2 separate regions of the Homo sapiens genome follow, and region 1 is linked to region 2. The links are chromatin contacts, found by Hi-C or POLR2A ChIA-PET in ENCODE. All regions are on one chromosome and are shown on one strand. The core of a region is the stretch at or near the end of the contact, and the rest is flanking DNA. Distances in the headings are between cores, read along the strand shown.

Evidence for each region. Hi-C counts contacts between places; a loop is a spot of excess contacts on that map. ChIA-PET counts read pairs that join two places held with the same protein, here RNA polymerase II (POLR2A). Pooled maps may share reads with other maps.
Region 1: a loop to region 2 is called in a map of transverse colon, with 8 times the contacts of the local background. The contact joins the enhancer-like site here to the promoter of NAV2-AS3 in region 2. A Hi-C loop is called at or near these places in 1 of 168 maps with a recorded cell type or tissue (transverse colon), 4 of 37 single-sample maps with no recorded cell type and 1 of 50 pooled maps. POLR2A ChIA-PET finds 5 or more read pairs at or near these places in 2 of 52 experiments (A673 and Panc1).

The regions. Positions count from the first base shown.
Region 1 is chr11:19,933,823-19,938,583 of GRCh38, forward strand. NAV2 (neuron navigator 2) reads left to right here. Exons shown (of 38, transcript NM_145117.5): 7 at 1-455. Among named protein-coding and RNA genes, the nearest start is that of NAV2-AS3, 45 kb to the right of the region's middle. Within about 2 kb of position 1,251, at least 7 of the 41 ENCODE cell types and tissues checked have a DNase peak (open chromatin) inside an H3K27ac peak, as active enhancers do.
Region 2 is chr11:19,978,466-19,983,134 of GRCh38, forward strand. It overlaps NAV2-AS3 (NAV2 antisense RNA 3), which reads right to left and starts at 2,909. Exons shown (of 2, transcript NR_174949.1): 1 at 2,772-2,909; 2 at 234-730. All of the region lies in intron 10 of NAV2 (neuron navigator 2), which reads left to right. RefSeq lists an enhancer at 16-1,215 and a silencer at 518-812.

The DNA of each region.
Region 1 (4,761 bases), core at 1-2,500, 46 kb before region 2:
GCAGCTGTGCCCGAGATGCCAAAAAAGTCCTCCAAGATTGCCAGCTTCATCCCCAAAGGGGGGAAGCTCAACAGTGCCAAGAAGGAGCCCATGGCCCCTTCCCACAGTGGAATACCAAAACCAGGAATGAAAAGCATGCCCGGGAAATCCCCAAGTGCCCCAGCGCCTTCCAAGGAAGGGGAGCGGAGCCGGAGTGGGAAGCTGAGCTCAGGACTCCCCCAGCAGAAGCCCCAGCTGGACGGCAGACACTCCAGTTCCTCTTCCAGCCTGGCGTCCTCAGAAGGAAAAGGCCCAGGAGGGACCACCCTGAACCACAGCATCAGCAGCCAGACTGTCAGTGGGTCTGTCGGGACCACCCAGACCACAGGAAGCAATACCGTCAGTGTTCAGCTACCTCAGCCCCAGCAGCAATACAACCATCCCAACACTGCCACGGTTGCACCTTTCCTGTACAGGTAGGAGCTGCCACCCACCTGTGCTGCCTGGGACATTGGGTAAAAGTTCCTTTATAGTGGATTCCGGGTCTGTAAGGGCAGAAGCTAGACTGTGCTCCAGGAATACTTAAGTCAGTAGCTAAGAAACCACGTGATGAACTCCTAAGAGAAGCAGACACAATGTGCTCCAGGGAGCAGTTCATACAGCACAGGTTGGGGAAGGAACAGAGAAAGCTGAAGAAGGGAAGTAAAATGTGAGCTGATCCCAGGATGCATAGGAAAGTGGGGACCCCAGGCCTTGTAGCAGCAGCTTCCCTGAGCAGAAAGCATGAAGGCCTAAATATGAGGGTGGGGGCGGTTTGGTGTCACCCGACAGTCCCCAGCATTAGTCCTAACACATCCCAACATACTTAAAAAATAAATAAAATAATAAACACCTGGCTCAATAACTAAGATTTCTTATAGCAGGGATTGCCTTGAACATCCAGATCCTCACAGTCCCTGCTGAGTGCTGGGGCTTTCTGAAGGGAGAGGGACATTGGGGAGAAGAGTAATGGTAGGGGAGGGGCTGGTCTAGAAGAACAAGAGCTCATGTTCTGAGGAGATAAGCCTGGGTGTTTGTGGAGATGGATGGATCCTTCTGTCTTTATCTGTCCCCTAGCCCCTGTCTCTTTGATGGCACATCCTCAGGACCATGGGAGACTGTGTGGAGCCAGTCCACACAGTGGTGCTGCTGCTCTGTGTGATTCTGGTCAGCGACATTGCTCATTGCTCAGGCTACACCACACCCCTTGCTGAATGAGGCACATGGGATTCAGGGGCCACGTCATACACATGGATGAGTCCACTCCAGGCAGATGGAAGCTCCCCAACCCCTGCCCTTAAAGTTCTTATCATTCCCAGAGCTTTCACTGACAGTGCCTGATTCGATCCTGTGCTGGAGATGAGCAGTGCATTTGGCCACATTGCACAATTGGATAACTAATACTTGTACACACAAAAGAGGATTAATGATCAAGTGTCACATTCTAGACACGTATTTTACAGTTGTAACTCAAGTGCATACAGATGCACAGCTGTACACTCACACTCATACAGCCATACATGTGGACACACATTAAAAGTCACATATAAGCATGGACACAAGTATACATTCATACATAAAATGCAAAGGCACATGTGCATACCCGTATTTACATACCTGTTCAGGTGCATAGGTGCATGCCCAGACTTTCAGCTTGCTATGTTTGTATGATTCCCCAAAGAATTCGATATTCCCTCTTTCCTCCTGAGCTGTGTTCTAGTGGTCTCTGTTACAGTTCCTGCCAATAGCTGGTGGAGGGACTGGCTTAAGTGCTTTCAAAGGAAAGCCAGCCAGCACCAGGCCAGCAAAGGAATGTCAGGCATTGCACTCCTTCCTTTTGTTCTGCTTGCATTCTCCTTCAGTGAGGGTCATACCAATCTTTTTAATTGGGAGAAGGTCTCATTTTATTGAATCAAGTCATCAGCTCAGCTCACAATCCTGAGAGAGCACCAGGGCTTAGATAATGACTCAGCTGGTCTACATACACGGCTTTTGTTTTGTTTTGTTTCTGTTTTTTTTTTTTTTTTTTTTTTTTGAGATGGAGTGTCGCTCTATCGCCATGGCTGGAGTGCAGTGGCACCATCTCAGCTCACTGCAACCTCTGCCTCCCAGGTACAAGCAATTCTCCTGCCTCAGCCTCTCCTGAGCAGCTGGGACTACAGGTGCATGCCGCCATGCCTGGCTAATTTTTTTTTTTTTTTTAATTTTAATACAGACAGGATTTCACCATGTTGTCCAGGCTGGTCTTGAACTCCTGAGCTCAGGCAGTCCACCCTCCTCAGCCTCCTAAAGTGCTAGGATTACAGGCATGAGCCACCGCGCCCAGCCATGAACTGTTCTCTGAAGTGTGGAGGCAACTAAATAGCTCCATATGAAATTTTTATAATTCCAATAGCATTATTAGTCTTAAGGTAATACATATTCAGGATTCACAGCTTCTCAATTTGCATTTTCAAAATTAAAATATGACAGTCTTTGATCACCATCAATCCCATTCCTTCTTTTTTTGTTGTTCGCTATAATCATTTGAAAGATTATAAAAGATATAACCTTTTTTTATTTCAAGCTTTTCTATCAGAAGAAAAAGTCTTAATGATAAAAAGCAAATGTCTGACAAAGAGGAGGAAGAGGAAAACGTCTATGATGTGGATCTGACTAGCCCCGTTTTTACGTTAATGCCCACTCTGGGTAACTAACGTCCTTCTGTCCCCTCTGAGTTGCCTTCATCTTTAGGGTAGTCTGGGAAGTGACGCTGGAAATAAGAGCACCAGGATACGAATCAGGACACCTGGGCCCTGTCCTTTATCAGCCCTTGGTGCCCTCTGAGGTCTTCGGCACTGGCTGCAGGAACAGGTATTGATCGAGTGTGGGTACAGAGTCCGCTAAGGGCTTTCCACATCTTAGCTCACTTCATTCTTCCCACACCTCCATGAGCTAGCAGCTTAGAGGTAATTAAGCAATTTGCCCCAAGTCACAGAACTAGACTAGAGGGGCTCATGTTTAAAACCAGGTGTAGGCTGGGCATGGTGGCTTACACCTGAAATCCCAGCACTTTGGAAGGTCAAGGTGGGCAGATCACTTGAGGTCAGGGGTTCAAGACCAGCCTGGCCAACATGGTGAAACCCTATCTCTACTAAAAATACAAAAATTAGCCTGGCGAGGTGGTGCACGCCTGTAGTCCCAACTACTCCGGAGGCTGAGGCATGAGAATCCCTTGAACCTGGGAAGCGGAGGTTGCAGTGAGCCATGATCACGCCACTGCACACCAGCCTGGGCAACAGAACGAGACTGTCTCAAAAACAAACAAACCAAAAAGCCAAGTCTGTCTAACTAGTGAGACCAGGCTCTTAACCACCAGTCTTGACTCTAAATCACTTTATCTTTATTGTCTTCATCTGGAAAATGAGAAGATTGGATTAGATTAGATTCTATAAAATGGTTTATTCTCCTTTTCTGCTCTAAAATTCTCTCCCTCAAGCTTATGGTTCACTATATATAACTTATAATTGCTCCCCCCCCGCCCACCAAAACCTCTCCATGTTAAAGTTGTTACCAAGGAGTAAAGGGAAGATGGGTCATTTTTTTAAAAATCACTCAGAATGAATTATATTTATCAATTCAGAAGTAACAGTGGATTCATCTATCACTTTATCACTTTATAGTTTACTAAGAGTTGTGTGTCACATCACCTTTCATTTTTATAGAACCAGAGGAGATTGCTATTATTATCCCCATTGTACAGATGAGGATGCTGAGATTCAAAGAGGTGGAGTGACAACTCAAGTTTTGCATGGCTAACAAGTTATAGATCTTAGACCTGGAGCTAGTCGAATATTTAGACTTCCAAGTCTAATGTTCCTTCTAGTACCTAGCATCTTCTGAGACTTAAACATTTCTTATTTATCCAGTCAACACACCCTTCTTGCGTTGCCTGTGTAGCATATGAACTTGAACTAACCTTTGCCTCTGAAGAGCTCTCAATCTAGTTGAGGAAAGATTTACATTTTCGCCAACAGGAGAATAAGGAGAGTGCTATAGGATCACATTTTAGCCAACAAGAGAATAAGGAGAGTGCTGTAGGAACTCCTGGCAAGGAGTCAAGGAAAGCTCTCAGGAAAAGATGACATGGAAGCTGCATCTTAAAGACAGATTAGCAGCGAACTAAGGAAGGAGGAGAAGGGCCTTTAGGCAGAGAGGTTGTAGTTACTGCAAAGATAAACCTGTTAAAGCCATGTGGAGAGAAGCCACATGTGGGTGCAGCATAGTAGAGTTGTATGTAAAGAGTTGGAAAGGCAGGAGATGGGGCTGGAAATAAAGGAAGAATGTGGCCATCATCTACCACAATAAGGGGTTTAGACCTTATTCTGTGGGTAATGGAAACCACCGAAGACAGTGATGTCATCACGTCAGTATTACAAAAGTCAATGAAAGATCGTGTGGGGAGTAGACCAAACTTAGGAAGAGTGTAGAATGGAGATCACAGATTCAGATGCCTAATTGGCCTCTAAATGGTCATCTAGATGGGTGGCTCAGGGTGAGTGGGCCTGTGGCAGAGGGAGCCACGCCTCTTTAGAGGGTGCAGCCACCACTTGGCACCAGCAGGTGGCGATCTGCAATAACAAAGACAGTCCTTTCCAAGCTTTATTGTTTTTACTGGACGAAGGCAGAAATGCAGATATTTATTGTGAAATATCCCGATTTTTAAATGTTGAACTAATTTTAAAACTTTAAAATATTATGCAG
Region 2 (4,669 bases), core at 1,659-4,158:
TATTTATATTGTTATTGGCAAGGAATATTACACACACATTTGTAATTATTCCATGTTTCTGTGTCCACGTTTCAACCAAAAGTGTGTCCAAAAAATAGAGACAGGCTGACGTGTCTTCGAAGAAAAGTAATTATGTAGGATTGATTTGTTTTCTGTTTGTTCTTTCATTTCTTGCATCTGAGAGGTTTTTTTTTTTTTTTTTTTTTTATGTCATGCTCTATTAGAAATGCACTCGACTAGAGCAAGTCGGTACGTATTTCTTTCCTTCTCTGTCCCCTCTCTCCTCACACAGTTCTTGACAGAGGTGATTTCTGGTGAGATTAGTGGCAGTCAGTTTGTATTACTTATGCAGGCCATGTTGAACTGTGAACTTTGGAAATGAGAAGCCACCTTTCGCCGCTTCTGAAGGTGACTCACAAAGCCAGTTTCACTTGGTTCCACATTGTTGCATCATTACATTTAAAGAAAGGGAAGAAATCTGTTTACTAAATGTTAGACTTGAAGTCTGGAGTATTTGTTCTAGCAGGTCCTGTTAGATTCCACAGCTTTTTCATAGCTAGTGTCAGTTACCAACCTATTCTGTAGAGAAAGTTCCTTTTGTAAAAGGCATGTTGCCTTCACAGGTCTGTCTTGACTGGAGGGATGGTGAGGACTACCCTTCAAGTCTGGCCAGCTCCCAGAGGTCTGGGATGACTCAGACAGGACTAGGAAATGGTGTGTTCTGAAAAATCTGTAGAAGAAAGTACTGATGAGAAAATGCCCACCAAAAATTGAATACAGAATGTTGGAAGAATCGAAAAGTCGACGTTCTCTTTGAAACAGAAGCCAGAGCCTGTTACTCATTAGTACCTTCATGTATCCCCCATCTTACAGGCAGAGGCCTGGCATCCAAGATGTTCAAAACCATCCCCCAGGTCCCATGCAGCCCAGTTCCTAGCTGTGATCCCAGTGTTCTAACAATAGTGAACTACTTACCCTTCTCTGAACATACCTTCCCCTCTGCCATTTCTCTCTGCTTTTGCATAGGTTATCCATGTGTCTAGATGGATCCTCTTTTGGCTGGCAAACTCCTCCGCACCCTTTAGGGCCAACTTAAACAGCACTCCTCTGCGACGCTTTCTCCCGTGTGTTCTCAAAGCCAGTCATGCATTCATCTGTTATACCACTTTTATGTAGCAGTAGAGCTATTTGCATGTCTTAGTCCCTAGTAGGTTTTGAGCTTCACCAGAGCAGGAACTAGGTCTTGCCACTCCTGTAAGCAGCTAATGATTAGGAAGTGCTCCCTATATGCCAGGCACTGGGCTTTCTAAACATATGCACTGTCTCATTTAACCTGCCACAATCCTATGAGGGAACTTAAACTAGAAGAAATTGCGCTGAAATGCGACAGTTGGGATTTGAACTCACCTGCCTGCGCTGGGATCTTAACCACAGCTCTGTTTTCCTCATCTGAACAATAGAGATGACAATAACACTTGATAAGATTATTTTGAAGGTTGAATGCCATGATTTATGTGAAGCACTTAACACAGTACCCAGTGAGCATTTAGTACCATTAGTGCTTACTAACAATGATGTATACTAGGTCCTTCAGCCAGCAAGGGGCAGAGAAGGCATTTGAACAACTTGGGTCTAACAACAGTCATGTTCCTTAACCCTGATGCTCATGGGCCACCCCAGGGAAGCAAGAAAAACACCCCACAGACACCTTGTCCCTTTAGCAGAGGCTCTGACTCTTTCCATCCAGGGGTCTCTGGGGAAGCTTAAGAAGGTGGATGCGGAGAGCCGCCTCCACCCACCTATCATGGCAGAACTCGGGAGGGTAATGGGGAGATGGTTCAGTAGCTTAGCAACTGAGGCAAGAGTCCACTCAGAAGACATTAGGATGTTACCAGCACCTCATTAGGCTCCAGCACTAATTATTTATCTCTCCAAGGAGAAGGAAAGTGTGGCATGGGTGTTCTGAGATTGAGTTCTTGGATCAGCTGGTTCCTTTGCTTGTGACCTCAGACAAGTCATTTCTTCTTCACCCAGTGTGAGCCTCTTATAAAAGCTCCTCAAGTGGAGGATGAGGCCATCAGTCCTCTGGCTCCCTGAACCTTCAGAAACACAAGCTTTTTTAACACTTCTGGGCAAAAGCCAGTGTTTCAGATAAACACACCCGTGGCTGCTTCATCTGTAAATTATGCTTTCTTAAGGCCTTCACTTTGTTAAGGCAGTCTATATTGATGTATACAATAGCCAATTCCTATACAAATTTTGGTCCAGCAAACCCAAATTTGTATATTTTTCATTGACTGTATAATACAGGAGTTATTTAAAAATATATACAGAGCTGTTTGTAAATCATTGTAATTGGTGGATAATAATTTAGAAACATTTTAAATTAATTTCTTGAGTGTGAGGCTGGCTCTAACCACAGCTCTGTCTCTGGTGCTGTGCCGTCTCCCAAGGAGAGACATACAACAGAATTTATTTCAAAGAATATTGTTGTTTAAAAAACAGTTGAACATGTGTTTACATATCTCTAAAAGAAGAGGTAAGTTCCCCATTTTCCTTATCACTCTGCCTGCCCTCCCTCTACATGCGCACGATAAGTGAAATAGACTTGCAGTCTTGAAACTAGATCATTGTCAGACTAGTTGCATTCACCTCCCTGACTTTCATTTCTTCCTACAGTTTGAGAAGGCAGAAGATCCTGATTTAGCTTTGCCTTTCCCCTCCCCTCTGCCAAAACAAAGTCAGAATTCCCAACAGCAAGCCCAGCTCACATGTTCAGTTCCATTTCAGTCCCATTTCTCAGAGGCTTTCCCGCTTTTCTGGGGTTGTCGTTTTCTGATACATCCACGTTGCACCCGGGTGTAGCTGGGCTGGGGCTGCAACGTTTCTCAGCATTCTGTGTCTGGAATGCTCACCAGGCCCCACAGTCTGGCCTTAGCAGGAAGCCAGGGTTCTGTACATGTGGGCCTTGTCTACATGCCTGTGTGTGTGTAATTACCCAACCGTGTGTGTTGTTTCACCAGCAATAAAAATCCAGCAGGGAAATGAATGCTAAAATTAGTTTGTTTGTCCTTTGACAAGATCTCCCCAGTTGAAAGAATTTTGTTTATCTAACTGGCTGGGCAGACTTGGCTAAGATCAAAATTAACTGCCTTGCTTAATGGTGTAATAGATGGTATTTTGAAGAGCTTCCACTGAGTTCTCCTTGAAAGGACGTGGGGTCTAGAAAGTCCAGCCTCTGGCAAAGTTATGGCATTTTGGTGTAGGTGTTTTTTCCTCCTTGTGCTACCTGTAGGATGGATGCCCATAACCCATTACTCTACCCTGAGTCACTCTATCTGTTGGAGGGTGGCTGGATGGATGGATGATGGGTAGATTGGCAGATCGACAGTTTAATTTGCTTGTCATATGTCTTAAATGTAAGTTTGTTAAAGCTTAAGAGGAAAGAAAACCTGTAATCAGTGTTCTTGCAAAAAAAATTTGCACAGCCCTATGGCTGTGTCTTTGGGCTTCATTCATTCATGTGTTCATTCATTCAACAAAAACAGCATTTAATAAGCACCTAGTATGTACTAAGCTCATGGGATATAGATTTGAACAAAATAAGAATCTCTGCCTGCAAAGAGCTTACTATTTAGTGTGAGAGACATGCATTGAAGGGCAATTAAACAAATAATTATTTAACTATAGCTGTAATCATTTTTTATATTTTTATTGAGATTTAATTCATATATCATGAAATTCACCATTTTATTTATTTATTTTTGGGGTTTTCTTTTTTGTTTTGTTTTTGTTTTTGTTTTGTTTTGTTTTGTTTTTTGAGACGGAATCTCACTCTGTCGCCCAGGCTGGAGAGCAGTGGCACGATCTCGGCTCACTGCAACCTCCACCTCCCGGGTTCAAGTGATTCTCCTGCCTCAGCCTCCCAAGTAGCTGGGACTACAACAGGTGCATGCCACGTGCCCGGCTAAAAATTCACCATTTTAAAGCATACAATTTGATGGTTTTTAATGTATTCACAGAGTGGTTTTTAAAATGATAAAGTTGAGTGAAAACTTCAGTCTCTTCTGTTGCATTTTCAGCACAAGCACAAACACTTAGTCTGATTTACTCCAACAGATTTCTCATTATGTTGATATTGTGACCTTGGGGATCATTAATGTCATAAAGGGAGGAGCAGGGAACATTGGAGGTGTTGAATTTAGCCACAGTAGCTTAGAAGCTTCCTGGGTTCCTCTTACCCATTCTGGAAGGTGCTTTTCACATGAGATAACTCCAGTGAGAATTTTCTTCTCTGCCCCTTACTTGAACTTCCTGGTCTGGGCAGCCTCGTCTGCATCTCATAATTCTGTTCTTGAAAAATATATCCTAAAAAGGTCCCCAGCTACAGGTAGAAGAAATTCAAGGATTGGGAACCCTCAGGGTCGACTCCATATATGCAAAAGTTAAAATGGCAAGTGCAATTAAGCTTTCCATGACGTAGCTCAGCTGACCCTGTTTCAGAAAAATAATGACTCATTGGTCCTCTTACTACATATTACTTGATTTGAAATGTAAAATGCTTGCATTTTCAGATACCTTGCAGGGTGATCTGATGGGGCCCATAAGGGATTGAAGGGATCCAAGTTTGGTTTCTGGCTCTGCCCAAGTTTTGCTTTGCCTTCCTGTT